Regions from separate parts of the Homo sapiens genome. Here region 1 is linked to region 2. Evidence: read pairs that join two places in POLR2A ChIA-PET (ENCODE). Cell type or tissue: PC-9. All regions are shown on one strand. Links, peaks and the distances in the headings refer to the core of each region. The heading gives the core; the rest is flanking DNA.

Region 1 (9,230 bases), core at 905-8,904, 220 kb before region 2:
TTTTTGACAGCTTAAGCCTATTGCATTCCTGGCATGTAAAATAGTTATTTTCAGAATGTAAGCAAATGTGGAAAGCTTACTGCCTGACATGGAGGGTTGGAGAAGTGGGATTGGTGTTCTTTTGTTGTAAACTCATTTTTGTGAAATATTTGCTTTACAACGTGAAGCATGCATGATGGATGAACTTTTAGAATTGAAAGTTATTTTTCATTTCATTCCTGAAATATTTACCAGCATGGATGTTGACTGAGTGCTTTGAAGAGTTTGCTTAGTCATATAACTTAGGTTTTATGATTTTAGATTTAATTAAACTTAAAGTTTTCCTGTTTGATCCTCAGGACTTCTCATCTGTGGCAAGGCTTTACTCACAAAGGAAATATCAACCTTGAAGTTAAGCATGCCCTGTGTTTCTTTATATTCTGATGAAAACGATTGAAGTTTGCCAGTGCTGTGTCTGGGACAATGCTTAGAGGATTCATGGCTTGTAGGAATGAGTTAAAAGTACAAGGATATTGGCTGGCATGGTGACTGTCGCCTGTAGTCCCAAAACTTTGAGAGTCTGAGGTCAGAGGATTGCTTGAGCTCAGGAGTTTGAGACAAGCCTGGGCAGCATAAGGAGATCCCATCTCTATGTTTTTTAAAAAAGTGAAAAACAACAACAACAACAAGGTACAGGGGTATCTGCGTTTCCTTAGGCAGCTGTCTTATATACCTTTAACCTTAAAAAAATCCACCATTTTTAAAACAGTGTTTTCTGTTGTTTTTCTTAGTAAATATAAACAATAGGAACTGAAGTTTAGGGCTTAAAATTTTTGAGAGAATAATTTTTATTTCAGTAGCTTTTGGGGTACAAGTGGTTTCTTGTTACTTAGTTGAATTACGTAGTGGTGAATTCTGAGATTTTAGTGCACTTAAGTAGGGTACCTTGTACCTAATGTCTAGTTTTTCTTTTAATCCCTAGTCCCCTATTACCCTCCTCCTCGTGAGTCTCTAAAGTCCAATATGTCCCTCTGTGTGCCTTTGCTTATTCCTAACTTAGTTCCCACTTATAAGAGAGAACATACGGTTTTTGGTTTTCCAATTCCTGAATTACTTTACTTAGAATAATGGCCTCCAGCTCTATCCAAGTTGTTGCAAAAGACATTATTTTGTTCCTTGTAATGGCTGAGTAGTAGTCCCTGATATATATATGCCACATCTTCTTTATCCTCTCATTAGTCAGTGGCCACTTAGGTTGGTTCTGCATCTTTGCATTTGTGAATTGTGGTCCTGTAAACATATGTGTACAAGTGTCTTTTTCATACAATGACTTCTTTTCCTCCGGGTAGATACCCAGTATTAAGATTGCTGGATCAAATGGTAGATCTACTTTTAACTCTTTAGGAAATCTCCATAATGTTTTCCATAGAGGTGGTACTAGTTTACATTCTGAGAGAATAATTTTTGTAAAATTATGTTTAAGCTAGATTTGGAATTGGGAAAGAATTACATTCTTTATAGGAAGCTTTTGAAAAATATATTTAAAAATATATAAAAATATGCATAATCCTACCACCCACAAATGTCTGTATTATTATGTCATTTCTAAACCATTTTTGAGATTATGCTATAGATTACGTTTTAGATCCTACATTTTATTTCTTAACATTAAATCTCATACTATTTTAAGTTCTTTGTACATGTAATGTTTACTGAATGGGTAAATCTGTTTAGGGAAACTGGAGCTATGTAGTTGTGGACTTGTGCTTTTGTTTTGTTTTGTTTTGTTTGTTTGTACATTTGCTTTTTAGAAATGTCTATTCAGATCCTTGGCCCATTTTTTTTTTTTTTTTTTTTTTTGAGATGGAGTCTTGCTCTGTCGCCCAGACTGGAGTGCAGTGGCGCGATCTCGGCTCACTGCAAGCTCCGCCTCCCGGGTTCACGCCATTCTCCCGCCTCAGCCTCCCGAGTAGCTGGGACTACGGGCGCCCGCCACCACGCCCGGCTAATTTTGTTTTTGTTTTGTATTTTTAGTAGAGATAGGGTTTCACCATGTTGGCCAGGATGGTCTTGATCTCCTGACCTCGTGATCCCCCCGCCTCGGCCTCCCAAAGTGCTGGGATTACAGGCGTGAGCCACCGTGCCCAGACAGACATGTGCTTTTTTATTTGGCATTTCTAGCCTGAACATAGGCTGGAAGTAGTGACTTAGAGAGGGATTGTTTGCCAAATATCAGGTAATATTTTAATTATTTATTATTTATTGTAATGCTGTGAATCAGGAGTCCCTAACCCCTGGGCCATGGACTGGTACCGGTCTGTGGCGTGTTAGGAGCTTTGCTGCACAGCAGTAGGTGAGCAATGGGTGAGTGAGTGTTGCTGCCTGAGCCCTGCCTCTTGTCACATCAGCAGGGCATTAGATGCTCATAGGAGCGCAAACCCTATTGTGAACCGCATGTAAGAAAGTGAGAGCTGCGTTGCACACTCCTTATTAGAATCTAATGCCTGATGATCTGAGGTGGAGCAGTTTCATCCCGAAACCAAACCACAAAATTGTCTTTCATCAAACCATTCCCTGGTGCCAGAAAGGCTGGGGACCACTGCTATAAATTGCTGCTGTCAAGTAGTGTTACGCATGGTGGTCTTTAACATAAAAAAAAAAGGTAATGAACGTACACCACACAGATTAGCAAAAATAAGGAAAGGCTGATCTAGTAGTTCAAACAAGCAATCCTCTTATTTAATGGTTCTGTGATTGCTCGTGTAGGCAGAAGCTTAACTGTAAGTTGTTGCATTTGACAGGCAAATGTAGCTGGAGCTGGAATGTAGATATTAGTGAAATTGTGATTTCAGTTTACTGGAGCCATTCAGTGGGAGCATGAAGTGGGTTACATGATTACACGGATATAAATAAAGCGTCCTCCTTGCCACTTCACTGCTGTTAAAGTCTCTCCTGATGTTATGTGGTGAAAAACAAGTCAAAAACATTAATTCTGTCAAGTTTCCAAAGATATAAGAATCTTTGACCAGAAAAGAGACGGTATTTATCTTCAAATTTAACAAATTGTGATGAAATGCTGCTGTTACAGAACCTAGTGTAAGGTCGTGGAGTCCATTCAGCCAGACACATGTAATTTTGATTATTAACTGCCGTTTCTGTGGTCAGTCGGCCAGTTTTATATATTTCACATTATAGGTATTTGGAGCAAAGACAGTGTTGTTTATTGTTTACTTTAAAAAAATACAATACTGTAACTACATAATGAGTAAATGTTGATACTGTTGAAAACTAATAAAAACAAATTCTTACACTATCAACATCACAGAAATTCTAATTGTAAGAAAATATTGATATAATATGGAAATCCGTTCATTTATTTGGTGCATTAATTGAACACCAACACTATGCCAAGCATTGGGATACAACCATGAAAGAGGCCAGCTTCCTGATCTCACAGAGCTTGTACTTTGTTGGGTGGGGCAGAGAGCAAATCAGTCAATCTGTCTGTCTGTCTGTCTATCTATCTGTCTATCTATCTGTCTATCTAGATGTCAATCAGTATACTCTGTGCCACTTGGTGGTCAGTGCTATGAAGAAAAATTAAGCCAGTGAGGAGCTGGATAGAGACACAGTCTGGAAGGGTATGAAGGGGATCAGAATATGCTACCCCCAAATATGCCATTTCAGCAAAGTACTAATTTGAGCTGAAGACAATCGAGAAATAGCAGACCCAGGACAAGCTTTACCCCCTTTTTATAAAAATTTTGCTGTGTGAAGGTATCCTCCTTCCCCTCTCCATCCCTGGAGAGACCACTAGAGGTGGCACCATCGCCTGCAGAAACAAACCTTATTGAAATAACCCTTATCTTCTATTAGTTTCCCCCATATATTTACCTTACCACACTTCCCCTGGAAGCCCTAATCCCCTCTCCTTTGTCTTGTGACTTCTCCACAGTTTATTGCTCTTTGTTAAAATGGTGTGTATGCTCTCAGGCCTAACTGCTTCTTTTGGGTTTTTGCTTTTCTGTGGAGCTCCCTCCTCTCCCCTCCCTCATGTAAAAATAATAACATTAAATAAAATTTGTGTTTTTTCCCCTGCGAATCTGTCTCGTCAGTTTAATTGGCAAGGCCTCATGTGCTGAACCTAACAGGGTAGAGAAAAAAGGTTTTTTTCCCCTTTTCTACAAGTATTAAACCTGGAGAGAACAATACAGTGTAAAGGCTGTGAGGTGGGAGCATGCTGGGGTGTTGGAAGAAGCACATGAGCTTACAAACATTCCATCAATTTGCATTCATTCCAAAAATTGTATGCAATTTTTCAGTGACGATTCCCATTGATCAATCATTTATAAAAACTAATGGTGAGGGTCTTCCATACTCAGTTTACTCCCTTCTTGGAAAAGAATGTACATTTTAATCAAGATGATTTCATGAAAGACATTCTGTACTCCAAACATTTAAAAGAGCGTTTAGAGTATACAGCAATTCATCTTTTCTTCTGTATTTTAAAATTTAAGACAGGGAGAATTATTGTATTATACTTAGTTCAGATTTGGTGGTGGTTTTGTTTTTTGGTTCCAGTGAAAAGAAATTGCATCAGTAACCTGGCGGTCAACCGTGCCATATTGTTTGTGATTTATTAGTCTGGAAAAAATAACTGTATTTCTGGCATATGTAAAAATAGTTTGCTGAGAGGCCTCCTTGGTTGTGGCAATAGTAATACTAATTACCAGGTACTGTATGTAGCTCATTCTATGAACCAGGCCTTGTTGAAAAGTGCTTTCACTTAATTTTTTCTTTTCAGCAGCCTGTGAGGTACCTACTGTTATCCCCAGCTGGGAGGGAGCTGGCCAGTGGACTGGGTTTAAACTATGTTTTCATTGTCTTTACTCTTAACCACTTATCTTCTCTGCCTCCAGCAAAATAAGTCAAAGAGTTCAGCCAGTGTTTCTTCTTGGACTAAGCAGTCAGCCTCCTAAGTAAGCAAGCCTTGGAATGCAATTGATTGGTAAGATACTAAAGTAATCAGTAAGGCCCTCAGTTCCTGGCTGCCAGCTTCTTTCACCCTCTCCTGCAGGAAGTTCTGAATGCTGATATCTCTACTTGGTGTCTTCTCTCCCCCTCCCAATTCCATTATTTCCCTTTTTCTCAATCCCAAGTGAAGGAAGTTCTGAGTGTGGATGTTGGAGTCATTCAGACCTTGGATCTGAGTCACAACTCTTTCAATTTACTAGAAATATGACTGCAAGAAAATGATGTAAGCTTCCCTAAACCAATTTCCACATCTACAAAGTATCTAAATAGATTGCTTAGGAGAAAAATTGAATTAAATTGAATAAAGTGCAAAGCACAGAACATGGCCAGGAGTAGGCCCTGGATGAATGAGGGAAAAATGGTTCTGATTTTTATTTTTGAGCCTCTTTGTAACATTTGTTGGCCCCTTCAGAATAATCCTTAGAGTTCATATCAGCCACCCTTCATCCCTCCTGGGATGGGCCAGGGGAGAGGCCCAGTTGCCTGTGACACTGCTTCGTTTCACATTTCACTGCTTTAGCATCTCAACATTTCATTGATAACATTTTTGATGCCTGAAAACAGAATAACTTATTTGTAATTCTACATACATTTTGTTTGTGATCAAGTTGTTAGAGTTTGAAATGAGCCTCATTTCCTTGGGTTTTGTCCCTCCCCATCTGACCTTCCTCTTCTCAGTGAACCCTGAAGAAAAAACACTAGCAAAGGAATCTCAAGAATGTTGGTTCGGGACACAGCTCTCTCCATCTACTCTCCTGCCCTAGTCCTGCCCCTCCTTGTGTTTTCAGCGGTGACCAGGCACTGGTGACAGCCTTGGCTGCTTGGACCAGCTGGAGGTAGCTGCAAAATGCCTGCCTGCTAGCTTTGAAAAATCTCTGCCAACCTCATTGAAATAATTGTTTACCACATATCAGAGGGGACTGGGAAGTGGGTAATTGAGAGATCTTTTTGAAGGGGTTTGTGGCTTCTCCACTTGCAGAGGCTTCCTGAAATGGTGGGTAATGCTCATGCCTCAGGGAGAATCAATATCCTTCTCCTAAAACCTGCTCACACGTAGCTCTAAGTATTAGACATGCATTTTTGTTAACATTTTATCAGTGCATTTTTCTACCTGTGTCATTTGGACCTTAGATTCGGGAGAAAATCACTGTGTATCTTTGGTGGTTTCAGGTGGCTCTTAAATTTCATTAATTCACAAAATCTGAATTGAATGGAATAGTCTGTTTTGGGAGGTTTTTTTGGGGGGGTTGGGGAGGGATTGGATTTTTCAGTCCTTCCAAGAGACTTCAGGTTTTTTTTTTGATGTTCTGATTAGCCCGGTGTGTGTAAGGCCCTATCAGGTGTTCGCCTGTGTGATCCTATCACACCCACATCCTGTAGCTGCATCCAAGTGCTTTGAGGCCGACTTAATGGGGATTAACTTAACAGTTGCTCTGTGGGAACAGATGCTCTTTGCCGCTTATTTCTAATAAATTGATTGAGCCATTTAAAAGATTTTTTTTTTCTTTTAAGTTACATCTTCTTAAGAAACTGTAGACAATAAAGCAAAACTAAAATACTTGGGTCTAAAATTAGTGTATTATATTTAAAACACTGGGCTTCAGACTGATTATATCATGCTCTTTTACTGACTTTCTAGTCAGATGCTTATTTATAAAAATAAAGCTTATATAAAGGGCAGCATTCAAATGTTACACCAGTCGGTTTTAGCAGTTTGACCTTCCACAGTAGCTAAATATTTTTTACACTGAGAGAAGAATTCTTTAACATTATATGCTATCAGCATGTCAAGTGAATTCTGAGCTTGCATGCAACAGATGAGACCCTAGGTGGAAACATAAAAACATACCAGTGTGAAAGAGAAAAGCAGGCTCTCTGTCTTTGGGAAGGAGTTCTGCAGGGAGGGGTGTTTATAAGTGTAGTAGATACTTAGGAAAATTAATACAATTATTATAAAAGTCATCTGGGAAAAACCATTAGGTAAGAATAGCCAATAAAAAACCAGAAGCAAAATGTAAAGATATAGAAATTAAAACTGCACATCCCATGCATAGATAGGTCAATGGGGCAAACTGGAAGTCTAGAAATAAAGTTGTGCATATATTGGAAATTAGTGCAAGATAAAAGTGTCTTTTTACATCAGAAAGGGGAAAGATGGATTATTTAGTTAATGGTGTTGGGTTATCTGACTGTACATAGAAGGAAGGTGGGTAATTATTTACCCAGTACCAATACTGGATTACCTAGTATTATGTACCCAGTACAGTTTGTCAGCAACAAAAGGCAAACTTTTTTATTCCATGAAGTGTTCTTACAAATCAGTAAGAAATACTAAATATGAACATCTTCAGAGAAAAATGAACATTTTTGAAAACTTATTATGAAAAGAATTAAACATACACAAGAGAGAATAGTGCGCTGAATGCTCAGCAATGATCAGCTCTCACCCAGTCTTGTTTTATCTGTATTCCCCTTTCTCAACCTGCTCAATTCTCTTTTCCCTCACTGGGTTATTTTGAAATAATTTCAATTCTATAATTTTATGTATAAATATTTCAGTGTGGATGTCTAACAGAATCTCTATTAGACGTGGACAAAAAAGGCAAAGAATTTTATAGTACACAGGAAAAAATACACAGCCAATAAACCTATGAAGATATGCTCAATCTCATAGTCGTCAGGGAAATGCAAAGTAAAACAGTGATATAACATTGTTTTTTAAAACCCTGATGGGCAAAGACTAAAAAGGCTTGCCAGATTGGCATTTTCATCTACTGTCAATTGATAACAGATATTTCTTTGCTTGGAGTACAGTGGCACAGTCTGGACTCACTGCAACCTCTGCCTCCCAGGTTCAAGTGATTCTCCTGCCTCAGCCTCCCGAGTACCTGGGATTACAGGTGTGAGCCACCACGCCTGGCTCATTTTTTGTATTTTTAGTAGAAGCAGGGTTTCACCATGTTGGCCAGGCTGGTCTCGAATTCCTGACCTCAAGTGATCTGCCCACTGCAGGCATGAGCCGCTGCATGCAGCTGGTACAGAAATTTTTTAGATCAGTCATTTAGAATTTTATGTACATATCCCTTGATCTAGGAATTCTAGAAACTAATTAGTTCATAGTATATTGTATAAATGCGCACAGATGAGGATATTATGAGAGCATTATTTGTATCAACTAAGCAAGCCTTTAAAAAACTCTTATACAGTAGAATATTATGCTGATACATTAAAAGTGGGCATAACCATACTGATGTATAGAAATATCTAAAATCATACCGATATAAGTGAAAACATTCAGAATGCAGGCATAATCACAGATTAAACAGTAATTTATATAAAAAACAGAAAATTTATATGTGTATTATGTCAGTAGCAGATTCAAGTGAATCTGACAAAATCTGACTCTGGGCAATGAGAACATTGGAATGGAGGAGAAGGTAGTACATATTTACTTTGTATATTATCACCTTTTGTACTATTTGAGTCTTTTTAACTGTACGCAGATACTTTAGAGCAGGGGTCCCCAACACCCAGCCATGGACAGGTACTGGTCCATGGCCTGCTAGGAACCGGGCCACACAGCAGGAGGTGAGTGGCAGGCAGGTGAGCCAGTGAGCATTACTGCCTGAGTGCTGCTTCCTGGCAGTAGATTCTCACAGGAGCACAAAACCTATTGTGAACTAAACATGGGAGGGATCCAGGTTGCCTGGTCCAGTCCTTGTGAGAATCTAACTAATGTCTGATGATCTGAGGTGGAAGAGTTTCATCCCAAAACCATCCCATCCCATCCAGTCTCATGCCATCCCACCCCCAACACCCCATGGATAAATGGTCTTCCACAAAACCAGTCCCTGGTGCCAAAAAGGTTAGAGATCACTGCCTTAGAGGCTGCTCCCTCTTGGCACATCTTGAATGTAGGACTCCTTGGTTCTGCCATTCCTGGTAGGTAGTCAGCCAGCTTTTGATAGTTCTCCCCAGAGACTTCATCCCACAGGCAAGCCATCCCATTCCACGTAAAACATCTCTAATGTTAGGAAGGCACGTATTTTGATGTGATATCTAGAATCCTCCCAGCTGTTCTTCAGAGGAACATTACTTTTATAAAGTTGAAAAGAACGTTTTATTGTATTATAAAACTAGGTCATTTCAGTGAATTTCATCTATTTTCATGGGTAACTGATTCTTATATCAAAACTTGCTTTTGAAAGTACTGGAAG
Region 2 (9,230 bases), core at 1,040-9,039:
AACCAAGCATTGTTAGCTATATTTTCTCATGTCTTGAGCCAAAAGGTCACAGTTAACCTAATGTTGCTACTAAACACTCATACCATAAAACATTCTATTCCAGTCTTCCAGATTTTACACAAGAATAAAATGAAAACTTTTAGACTACTGGAGATTTTTTTTTAAATACACAATTTGTTGAATGTGAACGCTAAATTGAAATTGACATGCTAAGTTTTATAGATTACTTCAGCTGCCCTGACTTCAGTAAATTTAGTTGTGACACAGGTACAACAGCTGACTTCTTTCTGGCATTAGAGGTGGTGATGTTTCGTCACTCTGGAGTTAGTAAAACCTGAAACCCGCCAGGCATTTGACACACAGTTTGCTGCCAGGGACAGCTCAGCTTCTGGCTTATTGGAGAGGAAATGACCTAACCTCTGTGTTTACAAAGTGTTTGAAACTGAGGCCCTTCCACTTCCTTGCTGAGTGTAAGGGTTGACCTGGCATCCAAAATCCCCATGATCTTCTCAGGATAAGTCATGCAGCCATTGGTGGTCAAGAAAGGATTTGTTCCCTGTGGAAGGGCATTGGAAGAGGAACAGAGCTGAAACACACGGGTGTTCAGAGGGAAAACATCTCTGCACTTAAGAGGGCTAGATTAGACTATTAGACTATTATCATAGAGCTCGTGATTCATCTCCTTTGTTTAATTCCAGCCTTGAGTAAAGGACTCACTAAGAAACCACATTCGGCCGGGTGTTGTGGCTCACGCCTGTAATCCCAACACTTTGGGAGACCGAGGCAGATGGATCACAAGGTCAGGAGTTCAAGACCAGCCTGGCCAATATGGTGAAACCCCGTCTCAACTAAAAATACAAAAATTAGTCGGGGATGGTTGCGGGCGCCTGTAGTCTCAGCTACTCGGGAGGCTGAGGCAGGAGAATTGCTTGAACCTGGGAGGAAGAGGTTACAGTGAGCCGAGATCACGCTACTGCATTCCAGCCTGGTGACTGGAGCGAGACTCCATCTCAAAAAAAAAGAAACCACATTCTATTCCAGTATATTTATTATAACCAGAAATTCTTGTCTTATCAGCAAATAGCTAATATTCACTTACATGGGCAGTGTATTAGATTCCTAGGGCTGCTGGAACCAGTTACCACAAACCGCATGGCCGAAACCAACAGAAATATACTCTCATTATCTCATTATTCTAGAGGTTAGAAGTCCTAAAGCAAGGTGTTGCCAGGGCCACACTGCCTCTTACAGCTCTAGGGGAGAATCTGTTTCATGCCTTTCGCTTGCTCTAGTGCTGCTGCCAGCCCTTGATATTCCTTTGGTTGGTACATGCACCCCTCCAATCTCCACCTCTGTCTTCACATGGTGTTACTCCCCATGTCTCTGTTTCTGTGTCTTCTCTAATATGATTAAGGGCCCACCCTTCTCCATTGTGACCTCATCTTATATCTGCAAAGACCCTGTTTCCAAGTAAGGCTGTATTCTTAGGTGTAGGCATTAGGACTTCAACATATATTTTGGGGGAAAATTCAACCCATAATGCGGTTATGTTTTTATTTTCCTTGACTTTTAAGAATGTGAACTATTGTCAAATTTTTTCAACCACTATCAAATTTAAATCTAAGAACTACATGTCTTAAATTTATGACCTCTTCATTAAAAAAAAAATAATAACATTTAATTGGTACCAAAACGTGAAAGAGTTTAATGCTTTGCATTTGCTTGAGGCTGATTAATGAGTAAATGTGTCAACTGTGGCTGTTTTAATTAGCCAGGGTTAATTAATGTTTACCACACTTGGAAGATGAAAAGGCATGTATAAATGCTCTATAATGTGAATCATTTTTTAATTTGTTGTTGAAGCTTATAGTGTAGCCAAGTAAGGATTGCTTACATCATACTTACAAAGGGAGGTTCATTAATGGATACAAATACACAGTTTGATAGAAGAAGCAAGACCTAGTATTTAATTATCAGCAAGGTGACTAATTTACAGTAATCTACTGTATATTTAAAAATAGCTAGGAGAACCTAATTTGAAAGTTTCTAGCGTAAAGAAGACAGGCTGGGCACGATGGCTTACACCTATAGTCCCAGCACTTGGGAAGGCCGAGGTGGGAAAATCACTTGACCCCAGCAATTCAAGACTAGCCAGGGCATCATAGTGAGACCCCATCTCTACAAAACAAATATTTAAAAATTAGCCAGGTGTGATGGTGCATGCCTGTAGACCCAGCTGCTCTGGAGGCTGAGGTGAGAAGATCACTTGAGCCCAGCAGTTCAAGGTTCAAGTGAGCTATGATCACATCACTGCACTCCAGCCTGAGTGACAGAGAGAGACCCTTCCTCAAAGCAAAAAGAAAAGAAAAACATTTAAGTGATGGATATCCCATTATACTGATTTGATCTTTCCAAATTATATGAATATATTAAGTTTTCTCATATAATCTGAAAATATGCACATCTATTATGTATCAATAAAAAATAAAATTTTAAAAATGTAAAAAACGATGTTGGAGCACTATGGTACTTAACGTAGAGGCTCTGACTTTTGAGGTACATTCATTACCTGTTACTGAAGTTGAGTATGCTTTAATATTGTATGTTTAGAAAAGGTAGTTACATTTTTAAATCTGATTGTGTAAGAAGAAAAGAGTAGAAATGTTTGGGGCCAAGTCAATAATTATTTAGTATATCATAATTTGAGATGAAATGTGTTTTTTTTTTTCTTTTTTAGTTTCAAGTTGAAACATTTTAAGAACAGATAAGGAAAGGCTAACTGTGCTGAGATGAAAATAACATTTTTAAAGTAACTATCTTAAAGAAAATACATTTCTAGAATTTTGTGTAAATTTTCAACAAAGACTCAGAAGCCTGGATGAGGTCTTGTGCCAAGACTGGAAAGTGTGGGGATTAGAAAAAGTTTGAAGAGATTGTTGTGAGATCCTCTCGTATGAGGCCTGAAGCTGTACATCCATGGAAAGCAGTTACCCCAGGCGGGAAAACAGGTTATCCATTCTCGAGTGAGTGGCCGGGTGGGAAATAGTCCATCATGTCGAATGGATCGTACTTTCCAGCACCAAGATTTGTGGTTCTCTAGGTGAATAAGATGACACCCCTTCACTTCACTTCACTTCACCATTGTCTGCATGGAGTACGTATCTAAAAACAAATTAGCAAAAAGGTTGGGTCTACTTTACTTTTCATCTCCTACACTATTTTCTTCTTTGTTCTCGGCAGGAAAAGATGAAGTTGCATTTTATTATTATCTCATAGGATTCTTATTCTAAAATGATTTGATTTAAAACCCATTGCACTTTATTTGGATAAAAAATGCTTCACTCTCTAGTTCTTAACAATAACACCAGCCTGATTTTATTACGTTAAGCACTGCAATTAGACAATACAAAGAATTTGCAGCAACAACATGTTATTTTATCATGGGTGGAACTGTTCATTGTCTAGCAGAATTTATTACCAGATAAATCCCTTTTGGGGAATCTAATGTGGATGTTTTTTTCAAAGCGCCTGTGGAGTTCTGCTAGTATTGGGAACGTTTCCATTTTCATTCTGATGCTTCCCTGTGGGCTGTTTCAGCATAGAAGTGAGCTCTCTGGGTCCATGTTTCCATTGGCTCCACCCAATATTCTGAAAGATTGCAACTCAACATGTGTAAACAGAACCTTTCTCCCCCATATTTTCTCTTTTCGTAGATTAAACTCAGGTCAAGAATTAGAAGTTTATCCTCCACCCCGATAGCATCTCGCCCTATCCCAAATACCGCCACCAAAATGCCCACTGTTTTTCCTTGGGCCAGTTCCTGAAATATCTTTCTGGCTGTATCACTCTTGTGTGCATCCTTATCGGCTATGCTTTTGGCCATTTTTTACTGCTGACTTGTCTGGTTAGTCTTTTATAATCTCCAGGCTTCTCCTCCATCCTTTTTTTACAGTTTACCTGTTCATGAAGCGCAGGTCACTTGACCCGTAGAATTCCCATAGGCTGGGATTTTGCTAATTGCATACTCATGGTATAGGTCAGTGTATTCCTCTGCCCTCTGTATCCCACAAACTGAAAGCCTCTTGGCTAAGCTGCTTCCCTTTTCACTTCCCTTGTACCACAGCAGCCAGAAGAGTCACAGATCCTGGGCAGCTTGTCCTCTGTGCCTCGGTACATGCACTTGTATCTGCTAGGACAATGATCTCTTTCCCTGGGGCCCCACTGTAATATCACTAGTCACATCCCTAAAGCCCAGGCTTGTTTCTTTGTCATTCTGTCGGTATCCCTACCATAACACTTGTAATAGTAATTATTTTTATGCCCATCTTTTCTTCTGAACCATGAGCCCTTCAAGTGAAAAGAAATTGATGAAGTTATTTCTAGCACTCCCCTGGAAAAAGGAAGGCAGGCAGGGAGGGAGGGGCTCACTAGTTTATGATAAAGTGGTTTGATTTTCTTGGTTGCAGATTATTTCTTTTAAAGTGACTCTTTTCAGCTTCTCTCACTCCTGTGCATCGTGAATGCTCTCCTGAAGACAGACGCTTTCCATTCATTTCCAAGCCCCCCATGTGAAGTGCTTTCTGTTGCCAGGCTTGGTTTCCCCACACGTTGTTAAAGAAGTTAAAGAAGCTTGTGAATAAGCTAAAGCAGAGGAGAAAGAACCATTGCTATATCTAGAATTGTTCACCAGAAAGCAAGTTTTGTGTTAAAGAAAACACGAGTAGGCCACTGTGCAGAAGTGCTTACAGGGTTTGTGTGCTTTTTAAAATCTGCATAAATAAACATTTCAAATGAGCTATCATATATACAAGGATGATGTGCTGTCTGTGGGAAAAGGACCCAATCCTGTGTTGTGATTTTACATATATATATATATATAATTTGTGCTATTACACACTTGCCTGATCCCCTTATAATTATCTGCATAAGTCTTTTTAGGCTCTTTGAATGAAATTCACTATGTATGGATGTTGAAAATCATCCTTTCTACCATGAGCTCATCAGACTTGCTAACCAATTCTTTGCATCCTTTGAAGTATAAAATTCCATCAATTCAGCATGTATCAACATGAATCAATTAGAATGCACTTTCTTCACAGCATGGCGGAGTTTTTGCTGGCTGCCGGGAGGGGCACTGTTTCCCAATTCATTCATTTGCTTGGGCCCGCCCCAGGATCCTTCTTATCCCGGTCAGATAGACTTCTCTCATGAGCTTGAGAGACGGGGCTGGTCACACAGGACACGGCTTTAGGGACACGACTCACTGAAACTACAAAATGAGTGCTGCTCTTAGAGTTGTACCCACAGCCTGCACAGCTGTTATGGCAATGCTGTGGGCAAGTCTTGCTACGGCCCATTCTCCTCCCTCCCTTGTCCTGTTGGAAGGTTCAGGTTGGAGCTGAAATTCAGTCCAGCACGCAGCTGGACAAGCCATGTCTCCTGTATGTGACTCACTCCCCAGAGAAAGCATCATGTGGACTAGTAAGGGCTTGGCTTTATCAGAAGCAAAGGAGAGGTTTACATCTCTTCTTGCTCTCTCTTAGTGGGTTCAGAGCTCCAGCAGAAAAAATGGGACACTGTGGATTGATCTCCAGAAAACCCCAAAACCAGCACTGAAGGCTCCAGGAGATTATGCCTTTAGATTGTATACAGGCACCAGAATGACTTTTGCCTTTATAAAAATGCGTGCAAGAGCATGAAAACTAATATTTGAGGAATTTTTTTTTCTCACTGTACTTTCTGGTCCTCACTGAAAGCATTGGCAGTTTTAAAAAATGAAATGTGATACTGTTATAGACGTAGCAAACCTCACGTTTCATTTTTTCCAATTCATTCTATATCTAGGAACTTACTTAGAAGGAGAAACAAACTGTACCCAGAAAAAGGAATGAAACTGGAGAATTCTTCCTCATGATTCCTCTGTGTCCTCAGGCCTAATTATCCTCATTCCAAAGACTCTCCATTGCCTCAATAACTTCGAAAAATTTACTCTCCTTAAGCATAGTCATAAAAATTGCATAGTAAAGTGATAAAGAGACGAAAATAATGCTGTAAGAATAAAACCATTAAAAAAAAACCACTACTCTTGATTATTTCTGCTGTTAGAATTGTAAATGAATTCTCATTCCTTTTTTCTACATTTTTGGCATGAAATTTATGTTACTCTTATAATTAGTAAAAACATTATATTTTATTAATAAAAGAAGACTCACAGTGAAGTCATAACATATGCTGCAGAGGTTAGACTCTTCAAGTCAGATTTGAAGAGAGAATTTCACGTAACAATCACCTTGAAATGTCTTCAGGTCAGCCATCAAAGTACACATCTCTCAACCAGCCAGGCAGCCAGTTTTTCCTCCAGCATGTGAAGAGTGAAGAGATAGCTGTTTCTTGGCTTAAAGACCATATGAAATAATTGACTTATGTTTAAAAGATATGAGGGATCAGGCCGGGTGCAGTGGCTCATGCCTGTAATCCCAGCACTTTGGGAGGCCGAGGCGGGTGGATCACAAGGTTAGAAGATCGAGACCATCCCGGCCAACATGGTGAAACCCTGTCTCTACTAAAAATACAAAAACTAGCCGGGCGTAGTGATGCGCGCCTGTAATCCCAGCTACTCAGGAGGCCGAGGTTGCCATGAGCCGAGATTACGCCTCTGCAGTCCAACCTGGTGACAGAGCAAGACTCTGTCTCCAGTTAAAAAAAAAAAAAAGGCATCAAAATTACATTCACTTCTATTTTTATTTTTGTTTGTAGAAGACATGCAGTTTGTATCACATTAATGGGCATATGATGTAATTTCACTATAAATCGAACCAGAGGAAGACATCCAAATATGTATAAATTAAAGCTGACAATGCCTACAGTACTAAACTTTTTGTTTTAGTATAATTGGAGACTTAGAAAAGTTCTAAAAATATATTTAAAAATTTTTAAAGGAAGTTGCAGACATAATGGCCCTTTACACCTAAATACTTCACTGTACGTTTCCTCAAAACAAGAAGATATGTGTGTGTGTGTTTGTGTGTGTGTGTTGTAATCTTAATACAGCATCTTTCAGAGATTATTTCTGTAGTATATAAACTTGGTTTTTTTGTTTGTTTGTTTGTTTGTTTGTTTGTTTTGAGATGGAGTCTCGCTCTGTCGCCCAGGCTGGAGTGCAGTGGCACAATCTTGGCTCGCTGCAAGCTCCGCCTCCCAGGTTCACACCATTCTCCTGCCTCAGCCTCCTGAGTAGCTGGGACTACAGGCGCCTGCACCATGCCCGGCTAATTTTTGTATTTTTAGTAGAGACGCGATTTCACCTCGTTAGCCAGGATGGTGTCGATCTCCTGACCTCGTGAACCGCCCACCTCAGCCTCCCAAAATGCTGGGATTACAGGCGTGAGCCACCGCGCCTGGCCATAAAGTTGTTTTTTAGTCTCTACTTTAAGTTCCTGACAACCCAGGCAGGACCAAGACTCCCTAATGTAGTTGGAAATCAGATCAGCACATTGGCACAAGTTCTACAGGTAAACGGGAAAAAGGAGCCCTACAATCTGCTTTTAGATGCCAGGGAGCCTGGCTGGTCTTTATCTTGATTACTGACTGATGCCACTGGTAGGTCTAAGTTCTTTGATCTATGATGTTTGAAAGCCAAAAGGAAATGTGTTTTAAAGGAAAAGGGACTTCTTCTGTACCCTCAGTCTAAGCCAGACAAGTGATATTTCAGGAAAATGTCCCTAGCAATAAGGAATATTTTCACAAATGATGTGAAGCTTTGTTTGTGTCCCTTCCAGGGCAGTTTGTTACCATAAGGGGACAAAGCATGCTTCATTTAAACATGTGTGGCCAGGAAACTGTTATTTTTAAACAAAAATAAACCCCGATTTAGACATGTAGTCTGAGTTTTAACTCTGGGAGATTTTCAAGATTGATAGTGTAGCTAAAAATAACTGACCTAATTTTCTGGAGGTCAAGATAAAAACTGGATTTGTGGTACAGCATTTACTTTGTGATAATATGTGTATAAATTCTTCCCCAAGTTGGAAAATGTGGCCGCGTCATACAGGGCTGTATCTCTCTTGACCATTGAAGTGCCTAGGTCGCTACACTACAATTTGACTTAGAGTTGGTGAAACTTCTGGCCATTCACGTAGCCATCGTATTCATCCTGAGAAAGGGAAACCTAAAGACTTGGGAGAGTGTTCTGGGAGGAAAGTGCTATTGAGAATGGGCTGTCCAAGCAAAGTGACAGGCAGGCCTCACTTAGCTAGAAGAGGGAGCTTTTCAGCCCTGCTCCACCATCAGGAATCTCCGTGACCTTGGACTACTGCTTTAATCTCTTTTATCCTGGCTTCTAAAAGATACCGTCGAATTCATTCTTTTTCAAACCTATCAAAAATTTGAAATGTATGAAAAAGAGGGTGCTTGTGATGATAGATGGGTTTATGCTTCCTTTTTTTTTTTTTTTTTTTTTTTTTTGAGACGGAGTCTCACTCTGTTGCCCAGACTGGAGTGCAGTGGCGCGATCTCGGCTCACTGCAAGCTCCGCCTCCGGGGTTCACACCATTCTCCTGCCTCAGCCTCCCGAGTAGCTGGGACTACAGTGCCACCACCACATCTGGCTAATTTTTTTTGTATTTTCAGTAAAGATGGGGTTTCACCATGTTAGCCAGGATGCTCTCGATCTCCTGACCTCATGATTCCAAAGTGCTGGGATTACAGGCGTGATATGCTTCTTTAATATTAGTTTCTAATCCAAGTAATATAGCCATGTCCTCTATAAAATGGAACTTTTCATGGAACAGTGAGAAGGTTGCATTAGGAATTGGGATACTTGGGTTCAGATTTCAGTTCTGCCACTTGCTAGTTTTAAGTATACTTCTCAGGATGGATGTCAGTTTGTTCAACTGTCAGTGGGAGTAGTGATCCCACTAAGGAAGATTATTGTGGTTATCAAATCAGCAGATGGGTATGAAAAGGCCATGAGTGCAGTTCTCATGGTTATGAAGGTGTCATAACTGGCATAGTCCCATCACAGTATGGCTTTGGCATCGCAGATGGCTGTAGCATATATGCTAATCAGAACATCCCTACCGTCCTTAAAGATCTCATGGGTTCTCTCCCAAATCAGCTGCTCCACCGACCTACAAGTAAGTCCATGCTTCTTTAGTATATTTACTCACTAGTGAAGGCCCGTCTGCTAAAAGTGTCTTCAGTAGGGGAGAGCTGCTCTTTTCTGGGAAACC

The links. Peaks named below come from ENCODE experiments on the same cell type or tissue, not always from the same donor. Only the 100,000 strongest peaks of a DNase experiment are listed, where the experiment ranks them.
Region 1: POLR2A ChIA-PET joins it to region 2 with 25 read pairs; 3 of 35 experiments call an interaction of 5 or more read pairs at or near these places.

What each region holds. Positions count from the first base shown.
Region 1 is chr21:26,144,894-26,154,123 of GRCh38, reverse strand. The region is part of intron 1 of APP (amyloid beta precursor protein); the gene reads left to right. It overlaps LOC124900466 (a long non-coding RNA gene), which reads left to right. Exons shown (of 2, transcript XR_007067829.1): 1 at 1-4,987. Among named protein-coding and RNA genes, the nearest start is that of APP, 21 kb to the left of the region's middle. RefSeq lists an enhancer at 4,619-5,188. In PC-9, for the core only: no CTCF peak of the experiment used is centred there; no DNase peak of the experiment used is centred there; H3K27ac peaks cover 1,197 bases.
Region 2 is chr21:25,926,236-25,935,465 of GRCh38, reverse strand. The region is part of intron 13 of APP (amyloid beta precursor protein); the gene reads left to right. Among named protein-coding and RNA genes, the nearest start is that of GABPA, 200 kb to the right of the region's middle. In PC-9, for the core only: no CTCF peak of the experiment used is centred there; no DNase peak of the experiment used is centred there.